Regions from separate parts of the Homo sapiens genome. Here region 1 is linked to region 2. The links are chromatin contacts, found by Hi-C or POLR2A ChIA-PET in ENCODE. All regions are on one chromosome and are shown on one strand. The core of a region is the stretch at or near the end of the contact, and the rest is flanking DNA. Distances in the headings are between cores, read along the strand shown. Region 1 has its middle 110 kb from the start of SVIL. Region 2 overlaps SVIL (supervillin).

Region 1 (5,374 bases), core at 1,259-3,758, 120 kb after region 2:
TGAAGTCCCAGCTACTCGGGAGGCTGAGGCAAGAGAATGGCGTGAACCCGGAAGGTGGAGCTTGCAGTGAGCAGAGATCGCGCCACTGCACTCGAGCCTGGGCGACAGAGTGAGACTCCTTCTCAAAAAAAAAAAAAAAAAGAAAAGAAAAGAAAAGTTGGACTTCAGCCTCCCCTATCCCCTACTCCATCTCATGCCCTCCACGACAAGCTGACCTGTGGACTCACACATTGTCAAGTGCTGTGAAGGGAAGCTGGGAGGATTGAAAATGCAGTAAGGAAACAGCCCTCTCAACTCGATTTGTGGTCACAGCAGTAGCAGCGACACTCCAGTGTGGAAAAGAATATAGGGGATCTATCAGGAATTTGAGACCCTTTACCAGCAAACATTTCAGAACCGGCCTCTTAGCCTTTGTTAGCGATTCAATCCAGAGTCACCCTTGCCCAGTCTGCCCTCTGCCTACTCCCCATGTCATTGTCATCCCCCATGGGCTCCATAATTAGAGACTGTGGTGAATAAATATGCCTAAGACGCCTCATTCCGCCTGCCATCTATGGGAGCTCTGACACATTTACAGCTGGGGTAGACAGGAAGGATGTGAGGATGAGGACTTCGATGCTGACCCCACACTACCTAGAGACATCTGAAAAAAGTCATCTTCCACAAATTGGTCATTGCCCCAAATTAAGCGCACTTACTGATCCTACTTTGTAACTTTTCTTTGTGGCTTCATCCAACCCTTGATTTATTCTTTTTTTTTTTTTTTTTTTTTTCGAGACAGGATTTCACCATGTTAGCCAGGCTGGTCTCGAACTCCTGGCCTCAAGTAATCCGCCCGCCTTGGCCTCCCCAAGTGCTGGGATTATAGGCATGAGCCACTGTGCCCAGCTGAACCCTTGACTTCTTAACACCAAGCCAGGCCCTCCCCAAGCTCCAGATCCAGTGGCTGCTGGATCACCACAGACACTCCAAGCACAGTAATGTGTGGCCATAATTGAACTCTTCCCCACACTTTGTTTTCCCTGTATTACCCATCTGAGTGGATGGCACCAGCTCCACCATAGTCGTGCCTGCTAGAAACCCGGGCATCATCTGAGAGAAGACCCTCTGCCACACCCTTTACACCTCACCAGCTTCAATTGGTTTCATACAGCGTCCCTGATGCCTCCCAGAGGCCTCCTTCTTTCCCACTCCCACCACTATTGCCTCAGTCCAGGCCCTTCTACTATTTCCCCTCTGGCTTTTGACGCCAGCCTCCTGATCCCTGCTCCAGCCTGGCTTCTGAGCCAGCATCCCCCACACCATATCTTCAGTGATCTTTCAAAAACAGAAACCTGATGACCCTGCAGGCCTTCTTAAACTCTCTCAATGGATTCCCTGGATGTTCCAGGAGAAATACGCAAGCTCCGTGGCCCATCTCTGGCTATGGCCTCATCTGCACCCTTCACTCCAACCATAGGGACCACTTGTGCCCAATGCCCTGCATATTCAAGAGGTTCCATGCTCTCTGAACACACTTGCTTGGTCTAGAGAGAAGGTGTCACCTCCTTTCCAGCCTCCTCCAGGAGTCACCAACTTCAAGAAGCCTGCCTGCTTCTTTCTGAACTAAGGACCCCCTTCTGCTCCCACAGCACCCAATTAAGTTGCAGTCATAGCCATCAAATGTTGGACTGTAATCACCAGGTCACTTCTCTGTGTCCTTCATTAACCTGTGAGTTGGGGGAGGGCAAAGGTCTTACCCATTTTTGCAAGTTTGAAGTCTAGATTAAACTTGATGCTCCAAAAAAATTATGTGTGTGTGTGTGTTTGCTTTAATGAATGAATGAATTCTTAGAAAGTCAGAGGATTTGTTCAAACATAGCTTTTGTTGCAAATACCTTATTTGGGGCAATCCTCACTTCCTTGATAATACTTGTGAACATTCTCCCTTAAGTCACCTCCTAGTGAAAATATAGTTTCATCTTTTAGAATCCCTAATTAGCTTCTATGCCTTCTAAATATTCTGGGTTCCTTACACAGAGCTTTTCAAACTGTGGGTCCTGGAATCAATTTTGTGGATAAAGACCAGCTTTATTATTATTACTTTTTGATAAAACAGAAGTAGAAGTAAAAACACGAAAGTACATCCTACATAGTAAGAAAAAGCATTGAACCCAGGTATGGTGGCTCACGCCTGTAGCCTTAGCTACTGAGGCCAAGGCGAGAGACCGGGAGTTAGAAACCAGCCTGGGCAACATAGCGAGACCCTGGCTCCAAAAAAAAGGAAGTATTGTTTTCATGAAATCTTTTGTTTCAGTTCACTGTATTTATGAGTTGTATGTATTTATTGTATTTATGTGTGTGCAGGGTTGTTGTGTTGTCAAATGTATTCCTCCCTGTGGGTCACAGTTAAAAAGCTGAAGTGACAACTGCCTGAGGCAGTGCTGGAGCTGTGCTCACCAGAGAGCCCAGATTTATGGAGCTCTTGGAGAGGGGTACAGTTAAGCAAAGCTTGGAGAGTGAAACACAGTGCTCCCTCTGCAAACAGTAGGTGCTCTGTAAAGGCTTGTATGGCCTGGAGGTGGGTAAAAATGTACAAGTTGGGTGTGGGAAGTCCCCTTGGCTGGAGTCTATTGGGGAGTAGGCAGAAATGATGCTAGTGACACAGAGAAGGGAAGAGAGACTGGTTTGCTGCTAGATGCAGCCGTTGTTCTCCAAGGTTCCCAAACAAAGGCAAGAGGTACAGGGACGTGGGATTTCCTAATCCAGTTTTCAGCACGAATCTTCCAAGATTAAAAGTCTGTTATGAAGCTAACCTTCACTGAAATAAAAGTACTGCTTTCTCTGTGTTAAGAGTCGGAGATCTAAGAAGCCCAGGGCGGCCTGCAGCACTCAAAACAATGTGTTCTGTTAACCAGCAGAGCTTTCTAATCTCTGATAGTCCGCTAGTCTGGAAGGCCTATTGAGAGGGGCAGAGATGAGATAGGGTTATATAACAAAGAAAAATAACAAGCAGTCCTTAGAAAACTATAACCTTGATAGTTATGCCAAGTATTTCCATCCATATTAAAAGCCTTTAACCAAGGAACCTAGATCCAGCCCACAAATATTTAGAAGGGAAGGTTCTCACTCCCTAGTCTAAAGTTTAGAATCTGTAAAAGAAGGTTGCCATGTAAATAAAGAATACATATTATTGCTCCTCATTTGTTGTTGTTGCTTTAGTTATTCTGGTCTGGGCAGATTAGAAAAATTGAAACTTGGGCCAGGGGAATGTGGACTTAAAAAAAAATTTTTTTTTTTAAAGGGAGACAAATAGCGTGGGCCAGAGACAGCCAAAATTATAATAAAAAAAAATTCTGGAAGACAGCTTCTCTATTCTCCTACTTTTAAAAAGAAATACACTTAGCCATGAATATTATTATGGAATTATATTTTGAATTTGGAAGATGGACAAAATCTGAAAGAAATCAGACTGTGACAAGCATGAATTTTAACAAAACTTTAAAATGGGTTCCAGATTATTCAACTTCTTTAGTTTTCGGGATGGGAAATAAACAGGATGCTTTGGCAAAAAAAAAAAAGTGGTTTTGAAAAATTTCTGGAGGCTGAAATATTCTTATTCTTTGATATTATTTCTAATATCAGCCATGTTTCAGCCATTGAAACTAAACTAGATGGGTGTCAGTTGAATTTCTTTTTCTAAATACAGAGAAGACTTTTTAACTATTACTATACTTTAAATATAGTTTGACCACACCAAAACTCCTGCTGAAATTTGATCTCCAATGTGGCAGTGTTGAGAGGGAGATCCTAGTGGGAGATGTCTGGATGATGGGGGCAGATCCCTCATGAATAATAGACTCCCATAAGTTTGAGTTCTCACTCTCACTGGAATGCATTCATTCCCAAGAGAGCTGGTTGTTAAAAAAGAGTCCAGCTTCCTTGGTTTCTCTCTGTTGCTTCTTCTCTCACCATGTCATCTTTTTGCACACATCCACTCCTCTTCTACTTTCTGCCAGGTGTGGAAGCAGCCCAAAACCCTCACCAGATGCAGCTGCATAATCTTGGACTTGACAGCCATCAAAATCATGGGCCAAGTAAACCTCTTTTCTTTATAAATTAGCCAGTCTAAGGTATTCTGTTAAACTAACACAAAATGGACTAAAACAGCTATATTTCTTTTTTTGTTCTTTTTTTTTTCTTTTTCTTTTTTTTTTTTTTGAGACAGAGTTTTGCTCTTGCTGCCCAGGCTGGAGTGCAATGGCATGATCTTGGCTCACCGCAACCTCTGCCTCCCAGGTTCAAGTGATTCTCCTGCCTCAGCCTCCCAAGTAGCTGGAAGTACAGGTTCCTGCCACCATGCTCAGCTAATTTTTGTGTTTTTAGTAGAGATGGGATATCACCATGTTGGCCAGGCTGGTCTTCAACTCCTGACCTCAGGTGATCCACCCACTTTGGCTTCCTAAAGTGCTGGGATTACAGGCGTGAGTCACTGCACCCAGCCTGATTTCTAATTGTATAATTAATAAACGCTTCTTTAATATCTTAAAAATTCACAAGAGTTTGGGTAGTAAGAGGAATACATAAACAAAGGTTTTAATTAAAATTAACAGTATAGGTGGGGCAGAACTAATTTAGCAGGAGTTGCTCCTCCTTTTCAAAGCAGCTGTCATAGCTAGAGGTCATGTAGTTATTTCTTTATGCTGCTGCCTCTTCGGGCACTATCAACTATCTTTTGGCTATTAAAATTAATGGCAAACCTTTGTCCTCTGAGGGAAATGACTGAATGTGGATCAGAGTCAGCTACATTGGGGAACAATGCCATCTTTGGCCAAAGGGGTTGTAAAAAGCATACCACAAGTCACAGAAGGCTCTTTTAGGCCCTCATGGTAAGAGATGGCCAAAAATCCATGAAAAGGGATTTATCAGCTTAACCCAACAATACGTAGCATTCATTAGGATGCGACATCTCCCTGCACCAGTACATTGCTTTTCTTTCAGAGTTAGAGTCTTGCTCTGTCACCCAGGCTGGAGTGCAGTGATGCAATCATAGCTCACTGCAGCCTCGAACTCCTGGGCTTAAGCAACCCTCCCACCTCAGCCTCCCAAGTAGCTGGGACTGCAGGCGTACACCACCATGCTCAGCTAATTTTTGTAGCGACAGTCTCACTATATTTCCCAAGCTGGTCTTGAATTCCTGGCCTCAAGCAATTCTTCCACCTTGGCCTCCCAAAGTGCTGGGATTACAGGCTTGAGCCATCATGCCCAGCCCACTTGGCTTTTGCCTGCTCTCTACCTCACCTGCCACTCCCTCCTTCCAGCCTCCTGTTGGCTGTCATTTCTTTTCTAGTTGAGCACCGTAGTTTATCTGCTTCTCCATCCTCCAAGGGTTACA
Region 2 (4,788 bases), core at 670-3,169:
GAAGCATGGCTAATTTTTATATTTTTAGTAGAGACAGGGTTTCGCCATGTTGGCCAAGCTAGTCTTGAACTCCCAACCTCAGGTGAACCACCCACCTCAGCCTCCCAAAGTGCTGGGATTACAGGCATGAGACACCGCACCTGGCTGAAGTGCAACTCTTAACACCAGAGATGGAGATGAGTCTGCACAAACAAACCTCACTAAAATAACGCTTATCTTCCCCTAGTTTCCCCCGTGTATTTCCCAGTTGCTTCCGCACAATTGTTCATCCCTTGAAGCCCAAAGCTCTTTTCCTTTATGAAGAAAGGTATATAAGCTCCCAAGTCTGATCTGTTGAGTGTTACTTCTTTTCTGTGAACTCCCATACATATAAATTATTAATAACATTTGTATTCTTTTCTGCTGTGAACCTGACTTTTGTCAGTTACATTTGCAGGCCCCTGGTCATTGCACAAGAGAGGATAAAGAAAGAGTTTTTCTTCCCTGACAAGAGCATCGTACTTGTATTTCTAATGTATTTCTCTATTTTGTATTTTGTACTAAAAATACAAAAAATTAGCCAGGCGTGGTGGTGCGCACCTGTAGTCCCAGCTACTTGGGAGGCTGAGGCAGGAGAATCGCTTGAACCCGGAAGGCAGAGGTTGCGGTGAGCCGAGATCGTGCCACTGCACTCCAGCCTGGGCGAAAAAGGAAAACTAATCTAAAAAAAAAAAAAGAAAGAAAGAAAAAAAAAGAGAAATTCTGTCTACTTAAGAAAATCTCCACCAAGGATGCAGATGTAAACTACTTTTTGGAGATTCATTGGAAGCATCCTTACGAGGTGACAGTGACTATGAGCTTTTGGTGGACACTCCAAAATATACAGTCTACTTGCTGGTGGACTCCAAGTTTTCAATAGAGATTACACTTTTCTCAAATTAGTTTCAGTGTGGCTCTCTATGGAACAATAGAAATAATAAAGCCGGCCAATGCAGGCCAAATTTGACAGCAAATGGAGATAACTGATTTAAAAGACAGATGCCTGAAAGAACAGTCCACAGTCTGGCCAAGACGTTAAGAGGTTTTCAAGTCCTAAAGTACCAGCCATCATTACATTATCATGGGCCATATGAAAACATCCTGCAGCCTCTAATCCATGATAAAGTGATGGGACGTGCACAGAGACTGTTGTAAGGAGCTCGCTGACACAGGCAGGAGACCACTGTGTAAGGAGCTTGCTGACGCAGGCAGCAGAGCACTGTTCTCCTGGGGAGGCGGGCTAATCCTGTCCTCTTGAGGAGGGAGGGTGTTTAAATGCATTTGATTTTAGTGAAAGCTCTAGAAAGCGCCAAAAATCCAACAGCTGCACACAGTTCCGATTAGGAACCATGACCTCAACTCGTAATTTTTGGGAAAGGAGGATTTATTGTATTGTTTGTCAAATTCAAGTTTTATTTTATGTCCATAAAGCTGTGGAAAGGAAAACACCGTCTTTTCTGACTACAACAGGCTGTTTGCAGCTCCCTGACAATATGACACCCTGCTGAAGAAGCACAGCCTCTGGGGCTTCAGGTAGGATTTTTCTGGATTACTGGTTGCACAAAGCAAAAGTCAAAGCATGTTCAGACCCCAGCCTTCCTAAGCTCTGCTTCTCACACAGACCCACCATGCCTGGCCCAGCCTGGACGCTCTTGACCACCTTCAAAGCCCAAATGCCTTCTTTTCACTCATGTGTGACGACTATCTAGTTACAAGGATACAAGCAGTCCCCAGAGAATTTACTGGGTCTTTTCAGAGGCAATAGGCTCTGCCCCAAACCCTGGACTACTCCTTTCCTTCCAGGTTACAAATAAGCTCTTGCAGCAGATTTTTTTTTTTTTTTGAGACAAGGTGTCGCTTTGTCATCCAGGCTGGAGTGCGGTGGCGCAATCAGAGCTCACTGTAGCCTCAAACTCCTGGACTCAGGGAATTCCCGCCCCCTCAGCCTCCTGAGTAGCTGGGACTACGGGCATAGGCCACCGTAGACAGCTAATTTTCAGCAAACACCTTAACACAGAGAGCCAGTGTGGCCACCAAGTGCTCCACTGCCCCTTAAACAGGTAGGAAGGGGATTTTGGGCTAAAAGTGGCAACTCAAGATCCAGGTAGCTTTGTCTAAAGTAGCCCAGTAACAATCGAACCCCTGAACGGAAAGATAATCAAACACAGAACAAACCATGGCCATGGCCAGAGGCGCTAGAATTTAAACTGGAAGCCGTGAAAATTCTTTGAATTTCTTAGAGGACTGACAGAAGTCATTATGCGCAAAAAAAATTGTATTCCCCCAGTCATCCACGTTTACATTTTATGAGATACTTTGTTTGCTGAAGAATACACGTTTTAGGAGATTTTCAGTCCCAGAGAAGAAATATTTTCAAATGGATTGTGACTCCCTGCGGATGCGTATGTGAGGAAAACCAGGGATGTGAAGGTCAGGATTTTGTGCAAACTTTAATGACTCTTCTGCCAAAATGATTTTGTTCAGTTAAAACTAAAACTAACCAGACGTATGACACATATTTACAGTCAGGGTCAAGAGTGTTTACTCTTCAGCAGTTAGCTTTGAAAACAAAAGAGCTTTGACCACAGATGGACTGAAGGGAACCAAAGCTGGAATGGAGAGCTCCCTGGAAGTGTAAGAGCCAAACTCACAGCCCTGCTTTCCAAAGCCCACCACTTCCAGGAGTCGGCCATGAATTCAGATGATGAGCTTCGTGGCAATATCTATTTTTAAAGGCCAGCACACACATACAATATGATATGGTTTCCCTGAGAAAGCCACAACTGCCAAATAATTACCACATTTCTAATTTTAAATTTGAGTTAACAAACACCAAAGCATAAGCTGAGGGTTGATTTTAATTTTTGCTCTACTAAAATCAAACTCGATTGTCATGTACTCATTTTCTCCTCATTACAAACTACATTTTAAAAAATATTATGACAAACTACATTTTTAAAAAGATTATTGCAAACTACATTTTTTTTAAATGTGGATTTTTTTGGATGTTACGCATACATAGGTACACATACATGTATAATACATACATACACAAAGATAACAGAGAAGAAAAAATGACCAATCCTAAGAAGAAATAACAGCTTCTTTCCACAAGGTATCATGAAGCCTAGAAATCAGAATTCATGTTTCAAATTATAATAATTTTTAAAGTTTTTTTAGTATTAGCAATATTAAGAAAGCCATCAGAACCGTGTAAATGGAGACATATTATGTATATACTATGCATGTTTTAAAAATTATCATTGCACACATTAAAATCAGTCAAACTTACAGATATCCATAGCCATGTTGTTATGTCTTGAAGATGAAAGGGGAGAAACAGAAAGAGAATAAGAGAAAAGAGAATATAGGAAGAGATGAAGAGGAAAGAGGAGAGGAAAAGAGAAGGAAAAGGAAGGAAAAGAAAAGAAAGAAAAGAAGGGAAAAGAGAGGAAGGGAAAGGGGGAGAGAGAGCAAAAGGAAAGAGGTGGGAGAGAAAGGAGAGGACTCCCCTTATAGTGTCCCTAAATATTCACCCACCCTCTGACAAACCAAATAAGGGCAGGTGGCAACTCGGATAGTCAACTGTGCGGTTATTTTAAAAACGTTCATTCAGTGCAACAGCTGAGCTGAATTGTTTTTGATATATAGTCACCTAATCCAATTCAACTTGTGTATTCATCTACTCTTGATGCTAGGGTTAAGCAGGGGAAGTGAGGTATTATCCCTGCTTTTTATTTTTATTTTTTTGAGACGGAGTCTCACCCAGGCTGGAGTACAATGGCACGATCTCAGCTCACTGCAAACTCCACCTCCCGGGTTCAAATGATTCTCCTGCCTCAGCCTCCTGAGTAGCTGGGACTACAGGCGCCCACTACCACACCAAGCTATTTTTTGTATTTTTAGCAGAGATGGGGTTTCACCATGTTGGCCAGGCCGGTCTCAAACTCCTGACCTCGTGATCCACCCACCTCAGCCTCCCAAAGTGCTGGGATTACAGGTGTGAGCCACCACGCCCGGGCTATCCCTGACTTTTTAAATAAACTTTTTAAATTTGATTTTTTATTCTTAAAATTTTTTTTTTTTTTTTGTAGATATGGCGTCTCACTATATTTCCCAGGCTGGTCTCGAACTCTTGGCCTCAAGCAATTCTCCCACCTTGGCCTCCCAAAGTGCTGGGATTACAGGTGCACGCCCCACCCATCCTTGCCTTTGTATTCTGTGTATTTAATAATACATCACTACCTCCATGTAAGAATCAGGTAAATCTTGTACTTCTGAAAAATCACTCAAATTGTAGTTGAAAAGAAATGCAATGGAGAATGATCTCACTTGCCTGTGGTATTCTGTACCCAAGGACACTCACACGGTCTGTGAGCCTGCTCTGAGCTAGGAAAGTGCTGCGGGAAGGCAGGAACGCTTAATCCCAAGGGGAATTTCCCAACCAAAGCAGCAAGTTCCCCGAGGCTGGAGAGCTCTGTGCGTTGGCAGGGAGGGCATTCCAGAGCAGATGGAGAACACAGATGTGGAGGCACAGCAGGGGTCCCACCATGCTTGGGAAACAGGGGCTACCCCGCAGCGGGCCAAGCCCAAGGTGCAGAGGGAACCATGACTCTCAAGAGAGCATAAACAAAGACAACAGAGCAGAAAAGATGACCAGATCCCTCTAACAAGAAATAACAGCCTCTTTCCTCAAAGTACAATCATGTTTAAAAATTACATTCCAGGTTAACCAGGTTTTCAAGCTACCTCACAAAACCACATGGGCTG

The links. A loop is a pair of places that touch in the nucleus more often than their neighbours do. ChIA-PET counts read pairs that join two places held with the same protein, here RNA polymerase II (POLR2A). Pooled maps may share reads with other maps.
Region 1: a loop to region 2 is called in a map of gastrocnemius medialis, with 4 times the contacts of the local background. The contact joins two enhancer-like sites. A Hi-C loop is called at or near these places in 9 of 168 maps with a recorded cell type or tissue (CD14-positive monocyte, Caco-2, HepG2 and 5 more) and 6 of 50 pooled maps. POLR2A ChIA-PET finds 5 or more read pairs at or near these places in 9 of 52 experiments (A673, Caco-2, H1 and 5 more).

Annotation. Positions count from the first base shown.
Region 1 is chr10:29,738,308-29,743,681 of GRCh38, forward strand. No RefSeq gene overlaps it. Among named protein-coding and RNA genes, the nearest start is that of SVIL, 110 kb to the left of the region's middle. Within about 2 kb of position 2,509, at least 4 of the 41 ENCODE cell types and tissues checked have a DNase peak (open chromatin) inside an H3K27ac peak, as active enhancers do; they include tibial artery, where a contact is called at or near this core.
Region 2 is chr10:29,616,877-29,621,664 of GRCh38, forward strand. The region is part of intron 1 of SVIL (supervillin); the gene reads right to left. Among named protein-coding and RNA genes, the nearest start is that of SVIL, 16 kb to the right of the region's middle. RefSeq lists enhancers at 1,200-1,830, 1,831-2,460, 4,213-4,788. Within about 2 kb of position 1,920, at least 21 of the 41 ENCODE cell types and tissues checked have a DNase peak (open chromatin) inside an H3K27ac peak, as active enhancers do; they include tibial artery, where a contact is called at or near this core.